2 separate regions of the Homo sapiens genome follow, and region 1 is linked to region 2. The links are chromatin loops, found by intact Hi-C in ENCODE. Cell type or tissue: K562. All regions are shown on one strand. Links, peaks and the distances in the headings refer to the core of each region. The heading gives the core; the rest is flanking DNA. Region 1 has its middle 10 kb from the start of KCP. Region 2 has its middle 37 kb from the start of TNPO3.

Region 1 (11,158 bases), core at 4,291-6,790, 170 kb after region 2:
CTGTGGTAGGAAGCCATGCATTAAGATTTTGCCCATTCTTTTGAAGTGATAACCAAGCGTAAAATTTTTGCAAAACTTTAGGAAAGTAAATGGAGGTATTATCAGAGTCATATGGCATCTGTTGTCCTAATGTTGTATCATACTATTTCATATTAATTTAAATTTATTGTATCATGTTTCATCATGTCACCAATTGTAATTATGCAAATATTATGTACCACTAAGAAAAAAAACTGCCAAATAAACCAATACAATATTTTTATCTGTGTTTTAACTTTTCTATTTAAATGGCCTTTTGAATTTATTTAGACAAACATGTTAATTATATATAATTCTTGTGAATAAACAAGGGGAAATGTAAGAGAAATAAAAAATTAAAATTATTAAAAATTATATATATATATATATATATGATGATGAAGGGGCTCAGAAGTTTATTAGTCAAACTTCCAGGCAGATGAGTAGAGCAGAGACAGAAACTCTACCCTAAACTAGTAGTTCACAGTGACTATGCTGATGCCCAGAGGTTTGTCCTGATCAGTTCTGAAATGTCTTGCAACGAATTTCTTACAGCAATAAACCACCAAAGTTTTTGAATGATTTACTTTTTAAAATACAGAATGTTGATTTATCGTTATCCACTTTAATTAAAAATGTTAATTACTCTGGTTTGTTTGATTTCCAATGTATTTCATATATATATATTATTTCCTACATATATATATAGCAAACAGCAACCATAAGAAAACTGGTGGGGCTGTATTACTGTCAGACAGAGTAGATTTAAAATTTTTTTAATTACTGAAGATAAAGAGGGACATTTTACAATGATAAAAGTGTAATCCATCAGGAAGATGTGATAATTATAAACATACATGCAACTAACATCAGAGCCATACTTCACACAATATATAAAAATTAACTAAAATGGATCAAAGACCTATATAGAAGAGCTAATACTATAAAACTCCTATAAGTAAATATAAGGATAAATCTTCCTAACCTTAGATCAGATAATGATTCCTTTAAAATGACACCAAAAGCACAAGCAACAAAGAATAAAACATAAATTGGATTTCATCAAAATTAAAAACTTTTGTGCTGCAAAGGACACCATCAAAAAAAGTGAAAAGACAACCGACAGAATGGGAGAAAATATTTGCTAACCATATGCCTGATAAGCAACTTGTATCTAGAATATATAAATAACTGTTACAATTGAATAATAAAAAGACAAAAAGACAAATAGCTCAGTTTAAAAGTAGGCAAAGGATCTGAATAGATGCTTCTCCAATTAAAATATATGTGTCTAATGAGTACATGAAAAGATGCTCAACATCATTACTCATTAGGAAAATGTAAATCGAAACCACAGTAAAATACCACTCACACTTACAGGATGGCTATAACAAAAAAGACAGATAATAAGAAGTATTGTCAAGAATGTGGAGAAATTGGAACCCTCACTTACTGCTGTTGTGTGTGAAATGTGCAATAGTGCAGCCACTTTGGAAAACAGTCTGGCAGTTCCTCAAAAGCTTAAACATAGAGGTCGGGCGTGGTGGCTCATGCCTGTAATCCCAGCACTTTGGAAGGCCGAAGTAGTCAGATCACTTAAGGTCAGTAGTTTGAGACCAGCCTGGCCAACATGGTGAAAGCCCGTCTTTACTCAAAATACAAAAATTAGCCGGGTGTGGTGGCACACTCCTGTAATCCCAGCTACTCGGGAGGCTGAGGCAGGAGAATTGTTTGAATCTGGGAGGTGGAGTTTGCAGTGAGCTGAGATCGTGCCACTGCACTCCAGCCTGGGTGATGGAGCAACACTCCGTTTAAAAAAAAAAGACAAAAAAAGCTTAAACATAGAGTTACCATATAATGCCACAATTCTATTCCCTGTTACAGATGAAAGCACATGTCCACACAAACTTTGTATATGAATGTTTAAGCAGTATTCTTCATAACAGCCAAAAAGGAGAAACAACCCAAATGTCTATCAACTGATGAATGGATAAAATATGGTATATAAATGCAATGGAATATTATTTGTCAATAAAAAGGAATGAAGTACTGCTACATGCTACAACTTAGGCGAGCCTTGAAAACATGCTACATGAAAGAAGTCGGACACGAAAGACCACATATTGTATGATCCTGTTTAAATACAATGTTCAGAATAGGCAAATCCACAGAGAAAAAAAAATGTAAATTTGTGGTTTGCTTTGGGAGAGGATAGGGTACAGGATTTCTTTTCGGGGTGATGAAATTTTCTAAAATTGATTGTGGTGATGGTTGCACAACTCTGTGAATATATTGAATTTTTTCTTTTTTTTTTTGAGTCAGGGTCTCGCTTTGTCACCCAGGCTGGAGTGCAGTGGTACAATCATGGCTCACTGCAGCCTCAACCTCCCAGGCTCAAGCAATCCTCCTACCTCAACCTCCCAAGTAGCTGGGACTACAGGCATGTGCCACTATGCCTGGCTAATGTTTTATTTATCTTTTTTTGTAGAGACAGGGTCTTGTTATGTTGCCCAGGCTGATCTCAAACTCCTGAATTTAAGTAATCCTCCCGCCTCAGCCTCCCAAAGTGCTGGGATTACAGGCATGAGCCACTATGCCCAGCCTAAACTATTAAATTGTATACTTTAGATGGGTAAATTGTATGGTATGTGACTTATATCTCAATAAAGCTGTTACAAAAAAGGGGAGCGCCCTGAGATCACCACTGGGTGCCAGGACATCTGGTGCCCTGGGAGGGCCCCAGCTGCGGTTTTGATCCACTGGCCTCTAACTACCCCCTTGCATTGGACGCTCCTACTTCATATTACTTAGCAGCAGCAGCTGCCATTCCATGGCCTCGGCTGCTGTCTAAGGTCCTGTTTCCCTCTAAACAGTGGGGTGGGACTTATGGTGCTGTGAGGACAGGCTGTTGTCCAGAGGACCCTTGGCTAGTCTTGACCCAAGCTCCTGAGAGATAATGTCTCCTCTGGCCAGCCAGCCGGGGAAGGCAAATATTGGCAATTCAGGGCCTGACTACTAACGGAGTCAAGAGAATAGCTGACAGGTGCTGAGCTGCTCCAAAGCATAGGGCCCTTGGCAGGTGTAGGCTATACGCCCTCCTCACCCAGCCCCCAGGCTGCTCAACGCCAACAGGTTTGTCTGTTGGGGGTCTGAATTCTGCAGCCACAAATCAAGATCACAGGAGCAGGGGCCAAAGGGGCTTCTGAGTCTCAGGACCGCCCCCCAACCCAATTCCTGGGCACTGCATATGGTTTGAGGCAGTTAGAGGAGAGACCCCCTGTGTGTGCCCATCCAAATAACCCCCAGGGCCATTCTCCCCACCAAAAAAGCAGGGGAGTGCAGAGATGGCAAAGCCCAGCTCCCAGGGCACCCCTGGGCTGGCGCCCGAGGAGATAAGCCTGGATGCCGTAGCAGAGGGAAGACCCAGTGCTGTGGAAACCATGGAGAAGCTGAATTTCTCAGTGTGCCGAGAAGCCACTTGGAAGGTATGGGGCAGGTACAGGGGCTGGGGGGTGCCAGCAGAGGTCTCTATTGTGGCGGAGAGTCTGGGGCCCGCCAGAGCTGGGTTGGAGAACCAGCTCCTCTCCTCTGCCTGAGCCTCTTAAATTATCCAAGTCCCAGTTTCCTGGGGACCATCATAGCACCTACCTCCTAGCTGTGAGCACAAATCACCATTGTCCGTGTAACCCACCTGGCATGGGCCTGGTGCCCATAGAGGACTCGGCCCAGGAGTCATTATCACTGCCCTATCGGGTGCAGAGGGGGGCTCCTGAAACCGGGGCTGCTACAGGGGGAGCTTGGTGCCTCACAACTCTAGGGGGCCTTATTCACATCATAGCCATTGCGGATCTGTTATAAAACTTTCTCAGCCCGTGGAAGTAAATTGTCTCAAGAACTGGGGCCTTCAATGTCTAAATATGTGCTGCCCAGTACGGTAGTCACTAGCTACATATGGCTAGTTACATTAAAGTGATGAAATTAATTAAAATGAAAAATTCAGACACTCAGTTGCTCTAGCCGTATGACAGGTGCCAATAGCTTTATGTGGCCACTATATTGGACAGCACAGATCTAGAACATGTCCATCATCGCAGACAGTCCTACTGGACTGTGAGGGGGGGCACTGTGGAAGTTTGAGAGCAAGGCCAGGAAGGACAGGAAGAGCCGTGGTGGGAAGAGAAAATGCCAGGCGGGGAGCACACTTCCCCAAACCTCTTAGCTTCTCCGTACCCTAATAGGATCCCCAGGTGTCAGCCTTTGAGAAGTCAAAAGGGATTAAAGAAGCCCCAGGTGCGAAGAGGCATGAGGCTCTACTGGCAAGTTTTCCTCCAGGCTGCAGAACCTCCAGGCTTGGCGGGGGGTCACTGTGTGAGTGCCTGTAAACCTCCTGCCCAGTCCCCAGGGGCAGGCTGTGGCATGGGGTTCAGATATGCCATGTGGCTGGGTGCAGTGGCTCACACCTGTAATCCCAGAGCTTTGGGAGGCTGAGGTGGGAGGATAGCCTGAGTCCAGGAGTTCGAGACCGTCCTGGACAACATAGGGGGAGACCCCGTCTCTACAAAATTAAAAAATAAAGAAAACTAGCCAGGCATGATGGCACACACCTGTAGTCCCAGCTACTTGGGAGGCTGAGGTGGGAGGATTGCTTGAGCCCAGGCGGTCGAGGCTGAGGTGAGCTGTGATTGCACCACTGCACTCCAGCCTGGGTGACAGATCAAGACCCCCCCAAAAAATAAATTTAAAAAATATATATTTTAGTAAAATTTATTGTATATATTACATATAAAAAGATATACATCTTTTTTTATATGTTTATTATATATAGTTCTATATATATATATTGCAATCTGAGTGCATTGGTCTTTCTATACTGGAAACAAAAAAAACTCACACACACTCCTCAAATCCCAGCAGGTTCCATCCAACAAGGAAGTATTGGGTCCCAACCCTGAGTGTGACCCGGCCGGCCAGGGGTGTGGATTGACATTTCGTACTTGAGTGGGCAACACTGCCGCTTGGCACTGTGCCTGGAATGCAGTGAGGTGGACCTGTTGGGGCATTTTAAGGACGGGCAAAGGAAATTCCTCCCGGGAGGGGACTGGTGGGCTACATAGTCTGAATTTACGAAAGATGTCGCCAGGCTGTGAGATAAGAGTTGTGGGATTAGAATCTCAGATCTCTGATAAAAAGCACATCCCCCCGCCCACTGGGGCTGCTCAGCTGGCCCGTCAGCTTATTTCATTTATCACAACTGTCGTGATTTAAAAGATATCAAATGAAGCAGAAAAATCTAATCATTTACTAATCCCTTCTCTGCCTCCCTCCCCACAGTGACCTTTTGCTTCTAGCCACCAAACTCAGAGAAAAAACCAACCTGCTACTGTGAAGAGTGCAACCCAAAGGTGGTAAGAATGGGGAGTCCCTTATGCTGGGGTCTCCTGTGTGCCAGGTACAACACACACAGGTGTGAACCAATGTATTAAGTTTGCCCGGTCGAATTATCCCAGCTTAAGGTAGGGGGTATTACTTCATTTTACAGATGAAGGGTTTGGGCTTAGGGGTGGTTGAGTAACTCGGTGGAGCGAGTGGATAAGGTTAGCCTATCAATTAAGGACCCAGGAGGAAACAGAATTCCCCCAAAAACGATTTAGCTAAAGAGAATGTAAAGAAGGAGCTGTTCACAGATCTGCAGACATGGTTATAATGACCAGCAAGGAATGTTGAGGCCCCCCAGGGACTAACAGTAGCAGGAAACCACTGCCACCTCCCGGTTCGAGGGGACAAGAGGAAGGAATAGTGTAACATCGGGAGCCCAGGCAGAGCAGAAGGAGGTCGGGAAAGAAATACCCCAACCATTCTCCCTCCTGCCCCCTCATCCCCTGCTGGGGCCTCTCATTGGTGGAACCAATAGGAAACCAGAAGGCATGAAAGCACAGAGTGATGCCGTCTGTAGGAGACCAAGAGGGACAGGGAATAAATGGCAGAGGAGGAGAGGAGGGAGAATTAGAGGACACTCAGGGCAGTTAGTAAGTGGGAGCACAGGAATTGAATTCTGAACTCACTGACTCTGAACTGCGCCCGCCTCAGCATCATATGCTGCTACTGCGGCCATATGCCTCCCAGGGGCCCACGCATCACGGTAAGGGAACCAGCAGTGTCCCCACAGAGGGGCTTCCAGGCCAAGCGAGGACTCAAACCTGGGCCCAAGCCATTCCTTCTTTCTTTCTCTAGCCAAATCCTCTTCTTGTAAAGAAAGAGCTGTTTCTGGTCAGAAAGGCTGCACCACGGTCCCCCCAGCCCAGCAGAGAAAAACAGGCCAGATGCTTATTCCAAGCCTGACATTTGTGTGGACCTGAGCCCAGTGCTCATGTGGTTCCCTTTACCAGGAGTCTCATTTCCCAGAAGGTTCTGGGCAGGACCCTGTCTCATTCACCACTGTACCCCTGCATCGAGCACAGTGCCTGGCACCCAAAAAAGAGGCACACAGTGATCATACTCAACTGTGGAACTCAAGTGCCTTGCAAATAACACCCTTTCCTCAGGGCCCTGGGCTTTCACTTTATAGGGTGAGTTTTCCAGAAGCTTCTTTACCTTCTGTTGCAGATTTTTAAAAAATGTTAACATTGACTTTTCGGTTTGGACCTCAGAGGGAGATGATGATTATGACAATGAAAATAATAACAGATTGTGGTGCTTAAAATGTGCTGGGCACTGTAAAAAGTTTTCTGTGTGTATTATCCTACTTAACACCTGTGCTGGCCATCTCTTATGCAAATCCTCTCAGCTGTACCTCATTCCAGTTGTACACAGTTTGCAAGCAGCTCCACACAGTGCACCCTGACAGCGTCTCTCCTGAGGTCCTGGCTGCAAATCTACCTCTCTCATTTTGGAATTTCTCTGATGCACAGCATTGGATACCCTCGGGAACCCATGTGGGCACTGGCTCATGCATAACTGGGAGCAAGCTAATGCCCTGGGGGCCTCCCAGTGCCGATGGCTTCTACTGCCTGCCTGCCTTTCACATGGCTCCCCAGGTCCTGCAGGACCGGATGCTGATGCCCACCGCAGTGGTCGGCTCCATTGCATAATGCACCCTTGTATTGGCTCTCCATCCTTCCCAGTTTCACACTTCCAATCCTCCCTCCTGCTCCTGGGGATCATATTCCAAAATCAGCCTGCATGCAAGCCTTTGTCTCAGGCTCTGATTTCCAGGAACCCAGGCTAAGACAATCGTTTTTTATTTGTTTGTTTGTTGTTGTTTTTGTTTTGTTTTGTTTTTGAGACAGTCTCACTCTGTCACCCAGGCTGGAGTGTAGTGGCACTAATCTCGGCTCACTGCAACCTCCATCTTCTGGGTTCAAGTGATTCTCCTGCCTCAGCCTCCCAAGTAGCTGGGATTACAGGTGCCCGCCACCACACCCGGCTACTTTTTGTATTTTTAATAGAGACAGAGTTTCGCCATGTTGGCCAGGTTGGTCTCGAACTCCTGACTTCAGGTGATCCACCCACCACAGCTTCCCAAAGTGCTGGGATTACAGGCATGAGCCATCACACCCAGTCTGACAATCCTTAACGAGAGCAAAGACAGAAGTGCTCTTATTACCCCTGTTTCGTAGGGGAGGACCTGAGACTTAGGTTCAATAACTTGCCAAGATCATATGGCAAGTAAGGGGCAGAACCATTGGAAGGTTAAAAAAAAAATGCTCCTCTCAGGGAGGGGGAGAACGATTTGCCAAGAGATTGTAGGAGGATTTCTGGCAATGTCCAGTGCTCATTGATATTTGTGGCCACGAGTCTGCCATGGAAGCAATGGAGTGGTGAGATGCTGTCCAGCAATATTCAGGGGCTCTGACAGAGGCATGAAGAGGGCAGGTGGGGGTGCTGGGGTGTGGGACTGGGCAGAGCAGGGGGTGAGCTGGGCAAGAAGCAGCTGAGAGTCACAGTGACCAGGGATGGCGAGGAGGCTAGGACTTCTCATGACGATAACATTTCTAGGGAGAACACCTAGTAGGTCGTGCCAAGGATAGGGCCAGGCTACTTGGCTGGAGGTCAGTGTGGACAGGCCTGGCCAGGCCCCAGGATCCTAAGGACCTCAAATTGATTCCATTCTCTACAGCTTATTCCCACTGTGACTCTGAGCTTATGCTAAAAAATTGTGCTGTTTATTTGAAATTCAAATTTAACAGGACATTCTGCATTTTTATTTGCTAAATCTGGCAACCCTATCCCGCCATGAGCCAGTAACACCTCCCTGCATAGCCATGACCTCCTCTTCCTCCCAGCTCTCTTCATGTCCCTGGCACCACTGCTATCCTAGTGTCCCAAGCTCGGCCTCCACTATTCCAGGGGATCCAGCCAGTCACCGGCTCCTGCCCGTCCTTTAGAAACATCCCCCTTTCTCCAGCCCACTGCCATCCCTGGCTCCATGCCTAGACAACTGCTGTCACAGCCCCGACGCCTCTGTCTGCATCTAGCCCCCACCAGGTGAATATTCCTCAAGCGCCCCCTTGACCATGCCACAGGCTGCTTCAGCCTTCAATACCCCCCACTGCCCATAGAAAAAAGTCCTAATTGCAAGGCTTACAGCAGCCTGTTCCCACTGGCCTTCCCACATGGACTTCCTGCAACCCACCTCTCTCCACCCTGTCCTTGTGCCCAGAGGACCCTCACGTACTCCTTCTCCTTCAGGTGGAACCCCACTTTCCCATGAAGACCCAGCTCAAAGGACCCATTGTCTGTAAAGGCCCCCTGACTGCCCAGCCTCGACGGGCTTCCCCTGCCTCCTGTGCCCTCCTCTGGCAAAATACACACTGCACTGCCTTCTACACCTCCTCTTAATCTGCTCATTGGGTCTTCAATCTTGTGGTAGCTTGGCTATGAGCTTATCTTCTCAACTAGATTGGAGGCTCCCTGAGGGCAGGAAAAAGATTTTGTGCCTGTTTCCCCATGGTCTCTGGCTCAGTCCCAGGCCAGAGCCAGTATCTGCTGACTTGTGTATGGGTTCTGCACTCCCCTGGCCACTGTCAGGAGTGAGTGGGTAGGCACCCCTGGGCATGTCCCAGGCTCGCTGACTCTCAGGTGGCAGGCCGTGGCTGTGGACATGCAGGAGATGGGGCTGAGGCTGGCAGGAGGCTGACCTGGCTCACAGTGCAGGCAGCATGCTCCTGGCTCAGGGCAGGGTCCTCTTGGGCATGGCTTCTGGTTGCAAGTGATGGTCCCTTCCTGTGGGAGCAGACTGAGGTGGCTGCACAGGCATCAGAGCCCTGGAGGGCAGGGCCTCTGGAAGCAAAACCTCAGCCCAGGCGGGGACATGTCATAGGGGCAAGAGGATGAGTTGGCTCTGTGGATGTGGGCTACCCTCTGTGTAAAGGCAGAAAAGAGACATCCTGCCCCAACCCGAGTCGTCTCTTGATGTTTTTTGTTTTGTTTTGTTTGAGACAGGTTCTCAATGTATTGCCCAGGCTAGAATACAGTGGCTCCATCATGGCTCACTGCAGTCTCGACCTCCCCATCTCAAGTGATCCTCCCGCCTCAGCCTCCAGAGTAGCTTGGGACTGCAGGCGCTCACCATGACGCCTGGCTAATTTCTTTTTATTATTTTTGTAGGGACTGGGTCTCCTTATGTTGCCCATGCTGGTCAGCTTCTGGACTCAAGCAATCCTCCTGCCTGGCCTTCCCAAAGTGCTGAGATTACAGGCGCAAGCCACCACCTGGCATCCTAATGCTCTTGACCCGGGAAACCATCTCTTTCAGGTGCCAGAGCTCAACGATAGCATGGACTGGGGAAGACCTGCGGACCCTTCAGAGCTGGGGGGAGTCGGGGGGCGGGGCGCGGAGCGGAATTTGAGGTTATGGAATTACTATTTCCCTGTTCCAGACTGCCGAAGAAGCCCAGTGGTCGTCTAGGCCACCGCGCTATCTGTCTGGCGTCTCCTTACAGGCCCTGGGCCTGGCCCAATGCTCCCTCCAGGTCAGTAGTCACCGGTAAGTGCCAGCCTCCTCGAGTGGTCCCTCCGGTCGGGGCCGGCGCGGTGCAGAAGAACCCAGCGCAGCCCGGGCAGAGTCAGCTCGGCCCCGCCGCCCCACCAGTGCTCAAGGGCGCAGCCACGCAGGAGCATCGCAGACAGGTGGGTCCCGGCCGCCGCTCTCTCCTCTCCGCGTCCCCGCGTCCCCGCGTCCCCGCGTCCGGAAGGTGGTGGGAGCGGTACCGGCTGTTGCCCACCCACAAGTCTAGGCCTCAACCAGGGCCCGCGCCCCTCAGGCACCTGCGGGCGACCGGATGAAGACTGGAGTAGGGCGGGGTCCGCGTCCAGCTGCGCCTGGAGACCGAGCTTCGGTGGGTGCCTACAGCAGGGCGCGCCCCGCCGGCCTGGGACCTCCCAGGCGCCCCTCACGCCCCGATCCGTTTGAGGTGCTGGCGCCCAGGGAACCCCAAGGCCCAGGCGGCGAGGTCGGCACCGCAGCTGGGGGCGCAGGCTCTGCTGCTCCCACCCCCCCACCCCCACCCCGCCATCGCCCAGAATGGGGGCTCCCAGGCGCCCTGCTGGAGGCTGGCTTGGTCCACAGAGGAGCGAGGCCCGATCCTTACTTTCGATGCACTCGCCCTCGCTCTTCCCGGGTCACCCTAACCCTTTCGGAAAAAAAGGTGGAGGTTTAAAGCGTTCATCCCCCGGGATCTTCAGGCCAATGGCAGGAATTGTGCAAGAGTTTGGGGGAAGATAGTGTCAGGTAGAGGCTCCGTCCGTCCCTGGGCTCGCGGCCGGGAATGGTAGACGCCGGCCCCCAGAGCAGCGGAGAAGGATGGGGCGCAATAGTTCCTGGGCTGGTTTCTGTAGGTCTTGTCCCAGAACTTAAGAAGGCAACAATGAAGAGGCTGAACGTGGAGGAAAAGTGAGACTAGCATGGCTGGGATTTGGAGGAAGATGGCGAGGACCAGCGCTGGCCTTGAGCGGTTGTCTCCGGACCCGGGAGGGCGGGAGCAGGTGCCCGGGAGCAGAGGCGGGAGTGGGGGACTTTCCCCAGCCTCGCGGCCCCGCTGGACACAGCAGGGCGAGGACCGGGGTGCTGCTCTAGCAGCCGAGGAGCGTCCCTGGGGGTGAGGGTGGCTCCACGGGCTGGCCCAGGGGGTGTGCCCCCGCGG
Region 2 (11,158 bases), core at 4,607-7,106:
GCAAAACGTTGAGAATCTTGGTTCTGCCACTTATTTCGAGCATGTCACAACCCCTCCAAGATGGCTTCCTTCTAGGTAAAACATAACCTCAGTCTTCTACTTTCCAGAGTACTTGCTGTATTAGCCAAATGAGATCATGCAAATACCGTACAGGTGTAAGGATTATCTCTCTATGTCGCTCATGAATAGAACTTGCTTGTTTGGGATTAAACTGAATTCTTAACAATGCTCTTATCACATTCATGGTGGATAAATTCAGACTTTAAATTGTTTGCCTAAAAGCCTTAAATAGGCACTTGACAAAAGAAGATATCCAAACCAAATGGCTGATAAGTTCCTGGAAAGGTGCTTTAGTTATTAGGGAAATGTAAATTAAAAGAACAAGGCAATAAATACTATTACTCACATACCAGGATAACTAAATGAAAAATAACATACCAATTGTTGTAAAGAACATGAAACTCTCATATATTGCTGATGGGAATATAAATTAGTACAATACTTTGGAAAGCTGGCAGTATCAGTGAAAGCAATCCTATGACCCAGCAATTTCACTCTTAGTTATGAAGCCAACAGAAATGTGTGCATATATTTCCCAAAAACTAAATACAAGAATGGGCTGTGATCGGCAGACTTGTGATCTGTAGGTACTTGGAGATCCGTAGGGAGAACACCAGGACACCCTAGAAGCTGGGAAGTGAGTCTGTTGACTTTCAGGGATGTGGCTGTATTCTCTCCAGAGGAGTGGGGATGCCTGGACCCTGCACAGCAGAATTTGTATAGGGATGTGTTGTTAGAGAACTACAGAAACCTGGCCTCCCTGGGTTTTGCTATATCTAAGTCAGACGTGATCACCTGCCTGGAGCAAAGGAAAGAGCCCTGGAATGTGAAGAGACAGGAGCCAGGAGCCAAACACCCAGTTATGTCTTCTCATTTCACTCAAGACCTTTTGCCAGAGCAGGGCATAAAAATTCATTCCAGGCCGGGCGCGGTGGCTCACACCTGTAATCCCAGCACTTTGGGAGGCTAAGGCGGGCAGATCACGAGGTCAGGAGTTTGAGACCAGCCAGTTCAAGACCAGCCTGGCCAACATGGTGAAAATCTGTACTAAAAATACAAAAATCAGCTGGGTATGGTGGTGCACACCTGTAATCCTGCTACTCAGGAGGCTGAGGCAGGAGAATTGCTTCAACCTAGGAGACGGAGGTTGCAGTGAGTGGAGATTGCACCACTACACTCCAGACTGGGCAACAGAGCAAGACTCCGTCTTGGAAAAAAAAAAAAAAAGATTCATTCCAAAAAGTGATACTGAAAAGATATGGAAGCTGTAGCCTTCAGAATTTACATTTAAGGAAAGACAGGAAAAGTTTGGGTGGACATCATTCATATACACTTTTCCACGGAAGATTAAGAACTCTGAAATGTAAGAGGCATGAAGAAAATCTAGGTGGACAGGCCATTTGTGATTTACTTTTAGGTTATGTAAGTGATGCATGAGAGACAGGGTTTTGCAATGTTGCCTAGGCTGGTCTTGAACTCCCGGTCTCAAGTGATCCTCCTGCCTTGGCCTCCCATAGTGTTGGGATTTCAAGCGTGAGCCACTGTGCCTGGCCTATTTCTCACTTTCATATATGATCTCTTCCTTTATTTTCATGGGTGCAGTTCACAGTCTACAGTTTTTATTCTTAGTTACCTAACTATAGCCAAGTCCTTGGTCATTCTCTCTAGAAAATTCTCAGAGACTGTGGAAGCTTTTGTTTCTGTTTTGTTTGTTTTGTAGCAATGGGGTCTCACTATGTTGCCCAGGCTGGTCTCAAAATCCTGGACTTGAGCCATCCTCCCGCCTCAGCCTCCCAAAGTGCTGGAATTACCGGTGTGAGCCACTGTGCCTGGTCTGCGGAAGCTTGTGGTTTGAAACATTTCTTCAGTGATTTTGGATGCAAACTTTATTCTGTGTTCAGAGCGGCCAGAAATGGAACTGTTACCACTTCCTGTCTCTGTAGTGTCTTCCACGCCATCACCATCAGCACTAGAAACTCCAGGTGCACAAGGTTAAAGTCAAAGTCCTAAAGCACTTCAGTGGCTTCCGTGTTGTATGCCATGTGTTAAACATGCTGGTAATCATCAGAGTTTGTATGCTTAGGACTAACTAGTGGAACAACAAAAACACCACAAGAACTATATATTTTTGATAATTTCAGCTAAGGTTATGACAAAGACACAGACTCAGTATTTGGAATACAGATATCCTTTCTTTTTTTTTTCTGAGACTCGCTCTGTTGCCCAGGCTGGAGTGCAATGGCATGATCTCGGCTCACTGCAACCTCCACCTGCAGGGTTCAAGCGATTCCCCTGCCTCAGCCTCCTGAGTAGCTGGGATAACAGGCACGTGCCACCACGCCCGGCTAATTTTTGTCCTTTTAGTAGAGACAGGGTTTCGCCATGTTGACCAGGCTGGTCTCGAACTCCTGACCTCAGGTGATCCATCCACCTCGGCCTCCCAAAGAGCTGGGATTACAGGTGTGAGCCAACCATGCCCAGCCTACTGCTATCCTTTCATAATGTGTTCCAAAGTTTTATTTACTTTTTTTGGCCAGGCATAGTGGCTCACACCTCTAATCCCAGCACTTTGGGAGGCCGAGGTGAGGGGAATGCTTGAGCCCAGGAATTCAAGACCCAGCCGGTACAACATAGTGAGATCCTGTCTCTACACACACCCTCCGAACAGCCAGGCATGATGGTGCACGCCTCTAGTTCCACCTAGCTGGGAGACTGAGGTGGGAGGATCGCTTGAGTACAGGAGGTAGAGACTGCAGTGAGCCATAATTTCACCTCTGCACTCCAACCTGGGTGACCTTGAGACCCTGTCTCAAGGAAAAAAAAAAAAAAAAAAAAATATATATATATATATATATATATATATATATATGTAGCTATATATAGGTAGATAGATATTGATATATAATTTATTTACTTTTTAAATTGTCAGATAAAATTTTATGCATTTATCATTTACAACATGATGTTTTGAAGTATATATACATTGTTGAATGCTTAATTCTAGCCAATTAAGTGCTTTACCTCACAGAGTTATGATTTTTGTAGTGACAGCACTTAACATCAAGTGTCTTAGCATTCTTCAAAGATAGAATATATCATCATTAACTACAGTCATCATGCTGTGTGACAGATCTCTTGAGCTTATTCCTCCTATCTAACTGTAATTAGGTGTGCTTTGGCAGACATCTCCCCAAACCTCCCCGTAAAACCCCAGCCTCTGGTAACCACCATTCTGCTCTCTGATTCAATGAGGTCAACTTGTTTAGATTCCACATATGAGTGAGATTATGAGGTATTTGTTTTTCTGTGTCTGGCTTATTTCAATTACCATAATGTCCTCCAGGTTCATCCACATGATTGAAAATGACAAGATTTTCTTTTCTTATGGCTGAATAATACTCCATTGTGTATATACACCACATTTTCTTTACCCATTCATTTGATTATGGACATTTTTAGGTTGATTTTTAATCTTGGCTATCATCAATAGTGCTGCAATAAACATGGAAGTTCAATAAATAAATAGGATTCATAATGCCTGTTGTTTTCTTATATCCATATATATAAATCATGTTTCTAGGTATATAAATGTCCCATTAATCCCTTTGATCACTCTAGAAAATGCTGTTTTTTCTTGAATACAAGAATGTTCAAAGAAGCACTCTTATAATAGCCCTAAACTATAAATATCCAAAATGTCTACCATGAATAAAATGGATACATTGTGGTATATTTCTACAATGGCATACTAGCACAATAGGAAAGAATGGTGTGCAACAACATAGATTAATTCACAGTGCTCAGCAAAAGGCATATATGTGAGTACATATTGTGTGATTCCTTCTATATGAAATTCAAAAGCAGATAAAATTAATCTATGATGTTAAAAATCATAATAGGAGTTACAGTGGGGGTGATTTGTGACTGGGAGGAACATGAAGGGGGGCATTAGGGAATGCTGGTAATGTTCTCTTTTTTGATCTGGAGGCTTAGTTACACAGGTGTACTCTGTGAAAATTATTTGAATGGTACATTTATGATTTGTGCATTTTTCAATTTTTGTTATAATTTGATTAATTTTTTTTTTTAGATGGAGTCTTGCTCTGTCACCCAGTCTGGAGTGCAGTGGTGCAATCTCTACCTGGTGCAACCTCTGCCTCCCGGATTTAAGCGATTTTCCTGCCTCAGCCTCTTGAGTAGCTGGGACTACAGGTGCACGCCACCATGCCCGGCTAATTTTTGTGTTTTTGGTAGAGATGGGGTTTCACCATGTTGGCCGGGCTGGTCTGGGACTCCTGATCTCAAGTGATCCACTCGCCTCAGCCTCCCAAAGTGCTGGGATTACAGGCCTGAACCACCACGGCCAGCCCATAATTTGATTATTATTTTTTTAAGTTAATTAACTAGCTGGGTGTGGTGGTACATGCCTGTAATCCCAGCTATTCGGGAGGCTGAGGCAAGAGAATCGCTTGAACCCTGGAGGCAGCGTTTGCAGTGAGCCAAGATCAGCACCACTGCACTCCCACCTGGGTGACAGAGTGAGACTCCATCTCAAAAAAATAGGCCTGGCGCGGTGGCTCATGCCTGTAATCCCAGCACTTTGGGAGGCTGAGGCTGGTGGATCACAAGGTCAGGAGATCGAGACTATCCTGGCTAACATGGTGAAACCCCGTCTCTACTAAAAACACAAAAAATTAGCCGGGCGTGGTGGCACTCCCCTGTAGTCTCAGCTACTCGAGAGGCTGAGGCAGGAGAATCGCTTGAACCCGGAAGGTGGAGGTTGTAGTGAGCCAAGATCGAGCCACTGCACTCCAGCCTGGGCGACAGAGGGAGACTCCATCTCAAAATTAAATTAAATTAAAAGTTAATTAACTAGCCAGACTAGTTACACTACTGTACACTAGGTACACTAGTGTGTACCTGTAATCCTAGCTACTTGGGAGGCCGAGGTGGGAGGACTGCTTGAGCCCAGGAGTTCAAGTCCAGCCTGGGCAACACACTGAGACCCCTGTCTCTTAAAAAAAAAAAAACAGTTGATGAAACAAAAATAATTGTTTAGCGGCCTTGTGCCGCTTTGGTCATATGTTTTGCTCTCTCTTCTTGTGACCAAGCCCTGGCAAGTTTAAGACTCTATTTGTGACCACAAAGCTAAGGGGTCCTTACAGGGGTGAAGGTTATGATCTCAGCTCCAAGATAACTGGTCCTGGAACCTAAACCAAGGGTGTGGGCAGGCCTACCCTTTTGCAAAATACTAGAAAGGCATTTGTAATTTTTTTTCAGTTTTTTTTTGTTGTTGTTGTTTGTTTGTTGTTTTTTCCATTTTTTTCTTCTCATTCTGGAAGAGGAAGAGAAGTGAGAAAAGGCAGTGAGAGTGGCTTACATAAGATGAAGTTTGTGAAAACACCTTGTAAACTGCAGGTTTTCTCATTACAAAGCAGTTTTTAATAGTGGGCAACGATAAGTGGGAGAACTGGGTTTGGGAAGCAGAAAGGGTGAGGAAAAAGAGAAAAAGTCATAATGAAGAGCGTCCCTCTGGTGATACCTTTTTTCCCTCCTTGCACCTGCCTTGGATCCAAGAAGAGCTTCCGGTCTTTGTTACAGTCAGCCCCTGGCGTCTGTTCCCCTAGCCAGGCGGAGTCCCGCTTTCTACCGCAAGAGGGCGATATGGCCACACTGAGCTGGGACCCAATTGCAGAATTGAGAGGAGTCGCTGTGGCCTGGGTTTAATCTGGCTTTGAGGGCTAGACCCCCGACTGGCCAAACCCTCCTCTGTCCCCTCCTGCCCCAAGCCAAGCTATGGAGAAACTGTGGAGCAGAAGAGCAGGGAGGCATTTCGCAAGTTGCATTTCATCTCTGGCGCATTGAAATTTAGGGCATGGGGTTGGGAAATTTGAGGGTGTTTTTTTTTCTTCCTGTGGTCTCATGGAGAATAAAATGTGCATTGCCTCTGCAAAGAGCTTGAAGACCAGGGCCAGGAATCAAAGTCCTTCTGGACCAGGGTCACGGGGGCTTTCAAAAGTGGAATGCTGGCCGGGCACGGTGGCTCACATCCGTAATCTCAGCACTTTGGGAGGTCGAGGCAGGCCGATTACTTGAGGTCAGGAGTTCAAGACCAGCCTGGCCAACATGGGGAAACCCTGTCTCTACTAAAAATACAAAAATTGGCCAGGCGTGGTGGTGGGTGCCCGTAATCCCAGTTACTCGGGAGGCTGAGGCAGGAGAATCGCTTGAACCTGGGAGGTGGAGGTTGCAGTGAGCAAAGATCCCACCACTGCACTCCAGCCTGGGCGACAGAGCGAGACTCCTTCTCAAAAAAAAGAAAAGAAAAGAAAAGAAAAGAAAAAAGAAATAAAGTAGAATATTGACACAATAGGCTTTTTAAAAAAACAAAATTTTCCCCACTGTTGAATGGTTTTCTCCTTCACTTTTCCTTTCCCAATGCTGCAGCCCACTTCTCTTCAACAACCTCACCTGAATCACACACATCAGAGCCAGAAGGGACCTAAAAGACCATTTGCTCCTGTGCTGCTCAAATTGTGCCCAATTGTCACTAGCACCAGAATCAGCTGTGCTTGTTAAAATGCAGATTCCAGGACCCTGACTCAGACGCCACTGGGTGGGTCAGAAACCTACATTTTAAATGGGCACGCACCCTCCTCCAGTATATACATGTGGTTATCCATGCGCACTAAATTTTGAGAAGTTCTTTAGTTCAGCTCTTTCCATTTACAAGGGAGGAACAAATCTCAGAGGTCAAGTGTCATGCCCAAGGTTATCCGGCAGAGTGGCAGCATCACTAGGACTGAAATCAAGACCCTGTACCCTGACCTCACATCAGGGTAAGTTTTTACTCCACGTTTCTGAGAGCCCTAGAGTTTTGAAGAGGTGCTTCAGAGGTTCTGCAAATATTTAATTGCAAAGTGACCTGTTTAAAAGAAAACAGAAATTTGGCATTTGCAACTTCTTATTATGTGAATCAGGATTTTAAAAAACCTTGTGGTTGCAAGGATCAGCCATCATGTTCATTTAATGTTATTGAGATCACTGCAAAAGTCCTACCTTTATTACTGGCTGACTTAGATAAAATAAACGGTTGAAATGCCACTTTTATTTATCTATTGGAATTCTTTTTAAAGTTTCATACGACAAAGCAATTCTACTGCTCTATATAAAATGTATTGGGCAATCACTAACTCTGCGAGCACAGTGTTAAGCACTGTGGAAATAAACAAAAACCACCCAAGTGAGAAGAAACAGAAGCTGTTTATTCAGCGCTTGCTTTAGCCAGGGTCTCAGCCACCATCACTCGCATTTGTCAGAGACTCAGGCAGGCAGGGCTGTGCAAAGCTTTATAGTGAAAAAAAGGGAAGTCTTCAGCTATGCCTTGATTGGAGCTTGTTGGCATGGGAAAGCTAGAGGTAGGCTGACTAGAAATTGAGCATCCAGTGTGATTGGATTGGGGACCATATTTGGCTTTCTGTGCTTGGTCCTGAGTTGGAAGTGGGGGCAGAAGTTAGGGCAGCTGCACTTACTGACTTGGTCAAGTTCTGACTGTTCTGGGATGATTGCTGCAGAGGCTGTGGTTTGGCTTCCTGGATGGGTTGCTGCAGAGGTTGTGGCCCAGAGTTCTATTGTCATATATGATCTGGCCATTGTCTGTTTGTATTTTCATTCTCTCAGCCTTATCTGCATTACTTCATCTAAGCCCTTTCACAACCCCATGAGATTGATAATATTATTATTTCAGCTTTGTGAATGAGAAATGGAATTGCAGAGAAGTTAGGTAACTTGGCCAAAGTCAGACAGTTATGAAGAGGTAAAGATAAAACTTGAACCTAGGCAGACTGACCTCAGAGCCCTGGGTTTCTGTCTCAGCTTTACAGGGAAAAAAAAATTATAGAAACTGACAAACTGTCTAAAAATTCCCATGAAAATGCAAAGGATCTAGATTAGCCAAAACATCTTTGAAAGAGAATAACAAAGTTGGAGGGCTAACACCACCTGATTTCAAGGCTTCATAAAAAATAATAGTCATCAAGATGAGGTGCTATTAACATCATGATAGACAGCTCAAATAGAACAGATCAAATGGAACAGAATAGAAAGTTCAGACACACATACACACACATATACAATTGATTTTTAAAAAGACCCAAAGGCAATGAGAAAGGATAATTTCTAATGAATAGTTTCAGTGAGTTGGGCTAGAACAGTTGGATAGCTATATGCAAAAAAAGAAAAAAAGAACTTCAATTCATACCTTATACCACGTATAAAAATTAAGTCAAAATCGATTATGCACCTAAGTGTAAAATCTAAAACTATAAAACTTCTAGAAAACATAGAAGTAAAATCTTTGTGACCTTTAATTAGATAATATGTCTTAGATATTACACTAAAAGCACAGTCAATAGGAAATAAATTTGATAAATTGGACTTCATCAAAATTAAAAACTTCTTTTCCTGAAAAGATGCCATGAGAAGAATGAAAAGACCAGCCACTGACTGGGAGAAAATATTTGCAAAGCCCATATCTGATAAAGGATGTGTATCCAGAATATATAAAGAACTTTGGAAATCAAATAAGAGCAAAGAATTCAACTTTTTTTCAAAAAGTAGGCAACAGATCTAAACAGTTATTTCACCAAAAAAATGGATGGCAAATAAGCACATGAAAAGATGTTCAACATTATTCACATTAAGGAAATATAAATTAAAATCACAATCAGAAACTACTGCATACCTATTAGATGTCTGATTAAAACCATGTGTTAATAAGAGTGCAGAGGAACTAGAACTCTCATACACTGTTGGTGGGAATGTAAAATGATAAAACCACTTTGGAAAACAGCTGATCAGTTTCTTAAAAAGTTAAACATACTTACCATATGATCTAGCCTTTCCACCTCTGTGTATTCACCCAAAAAAAGCACATATTCATACAAAGACTTGCACACAAATGTTCATAGTAGCTTTATTGTTTTCTTCCTCAACTTTATTGAGGCATAATTGACAAATAAAAATCATAGCAGCTCTTTTTTTAAGAGATAGGGTCTTGCTATGTTGCCCAGGCTGGACTCGAACTCCAGGGCTCTAGTGATCCTCCTGTCTCAGCCTCTCAGGTAACTGGGATTACAGGCAGGTGCCAGCACACCTGGCTTGAAGCTTTATTTTTTAATTTAATTTAATTTAATTTAATTTAATTTAATTTAATTTTTTGAGACGGAGTCTCACTCTGTCGCCTAGGCTGGAGTGCAGTGGCATTATTTTGGCTCACTGCAAGCTCCACCTCCTGGGTTCACGCCATTCTCCTGCCTCAGCCTCCCAAGTAGCTGGGACTACAGGTGCCGGCCACCATGCCCGGCTAATTTTTTGTATTTTTTAGTAGAGATGGGGTTTCACCGTGTTAGCCAGGATGGTCTTGATCTCCTGACCTTGTGATCTGCCTGCCCCGGCCTCCCAAAGTGCTGGGATTATAGGCGTGAGCCACCGCACCTGGCCTGAATTTTATTTTTTATTTTTATTATTATTTTTTATTTTTATTTTTATTTTTTGAGACGGAGTCTCGCTCTGTCGCCCAGGCTGGAGTGCAGTGGCGGGATCTCGGCTCACTGCAAGCTCCGCCTCCCGGGTTCACGCCATTCTCCTGCCTCAGCCTCCCAAGTAGCTGGGACTACAGGCGCCCGCCACTACGCCCGGCTAATTTTTTGTATTTTTAGTAGAGACGGGGTTTCACCGTTTTAGCCGGGATGGTCTCGATCTCCTGACCTTGTGATCCGCCCGCCTCGGCCTCCCAAAGTGCTGGGATTACAGGCGTGAGCCACCGCGCCCGGCCGAATTTTATTTTTTTTAGAGATAGTGTCTCGCTCTGTTGCTCAGGTTGGAGTACAGTGGCATGATCGTAGCTCACTGCAGCCTCAAAATCCTGGGCTTAAGTGATCTTCCCACCTCAGCCTCCTGTGTAGCTGGGATTACAGGTGCAAGCCACCATGCTGGGCTAATTTTTAAATTTTTTGTAGAGATGGGGTCTTGCTATATTGCCCAGGCTGGTCTCGAATTTCTGGCCTCAAGCCATCTTCCCATCTTGGCCTCCCAAAGTGCTGGGATTACAGGTGTGAGTACTTCACTGGTCTGCAGCTTTATTTTTAGTAGCCAAAAATAGGAGCCAATCCAATGACTCAATAAATGAATGGCTAGACAAACTGAAGTATATTCATATAATGGAATGACCTCAGTAAGTGAACATTTTTTCAGTAACAGCTTTATTGAGATATAATTCACATAGGTAAAAATTAGCCATTTTAAATATGTAATTTTGTAGTTTTTAGTATATGTACGGGTTGTGCAAACACCATCACAATCAATTTGAGAATATTTGTATTACCCCACAAAGAAATTCTGTACCCTTTAGCAGTCACCTTCATTGCCCCCAGCCACCCTCACTCTGACCTGGGCAACCACTAATCTACTTTCTGTCTCTATTTGCCAATTCTGGACATTTCACATAAAAATGGAATCAGGCTGGGCATGGTGGCTCACACCTATAATCCCAGCACTTTGGGAGGCCAAAGTGGGCGGATCACTTGAGGCCAGGAGTTCAAGCCCAGCCTGGCCAACATGGCGAAACCCCATCTCCACTAAAAATACAAAAATTAGCTGGGTGTGGTGGCGCATGCCTGTGATCCCAACTCCTTGGGAGGCTGAGGCAGAAAAATTGCTTGAACCCGGGAGGTGGAGGTTGCAGTGAGCTGAGATTGTGCCACTGCACTCCAACCTGGGTGACAGTGACACCCTGTCTGAAAAAATAAAAAATAAAAATAAAAATAAATAAAAATGGAATCATACAATATGTGGGGTTGGTATGTGTGTGTTTGGCTTCTTTCACTTAGCTGAATGTTTTCAAGGTTAATCTGTGTTGTGGCGCGTATCAGTGCTTCATTCCCTTTTATGGCTGAATAATATTTCACTGTATGGATAGACCACATTTTGTTTATCCATTCCTCAGTTGGTGGACATTGGAGTTCTTTTCACATGTTGACTATTATAAATAATGCTGCCATTGGCCAGCTGCCGTGCCTCACATCTGTAATCCCAGCAC

What was found. Hi-C counts contacts between places; a loop is a spot of excess contacts. Peaks named below come from ENCODE experiments on the same cell type or tissue, not always from the same donor. Only the 100,000 strongest peaks of a DNase experiment are listed, where the experiment ranks them.
Region 1: a loop joins it to region 2, with 6 times the contacts of the local background. A loop is called at or near these places in 8 of 110 quality-filtered maps.

Annotation. Positions count from the first base shown.
Region 1 is chr7:128,915,275-128,926,432 of GRCh38, reverse strand. No RefSeq gene overlaps it. Among named protein-coding and RNA genes, the nearest start is that of KCP, 10 kb to the right of the region's middle. In K562, for the core only: a CTCF peak has its summit at 5,781 (motif pointing left); no DNase peak of the experiment used is centred there; H3K27me3 peaks cover 2,291 bases.
Region 2 is chr7:129,086,239-129,097,396 of GRCh38, reverse strand. It overlaps the pseudogene LOC112267982. Among named protein-coding and RNA genes, the nearest start is that of TNPO3, 37 kb to the right of the region's middle. RefSeq lists enhancers at 2,116-2,165, 7,390-7,539. In K562, for the core only: a CTCF peak has its summit at 5,715 (motif pointing right); a DNase peak (open chromatin) is centred at 5,696.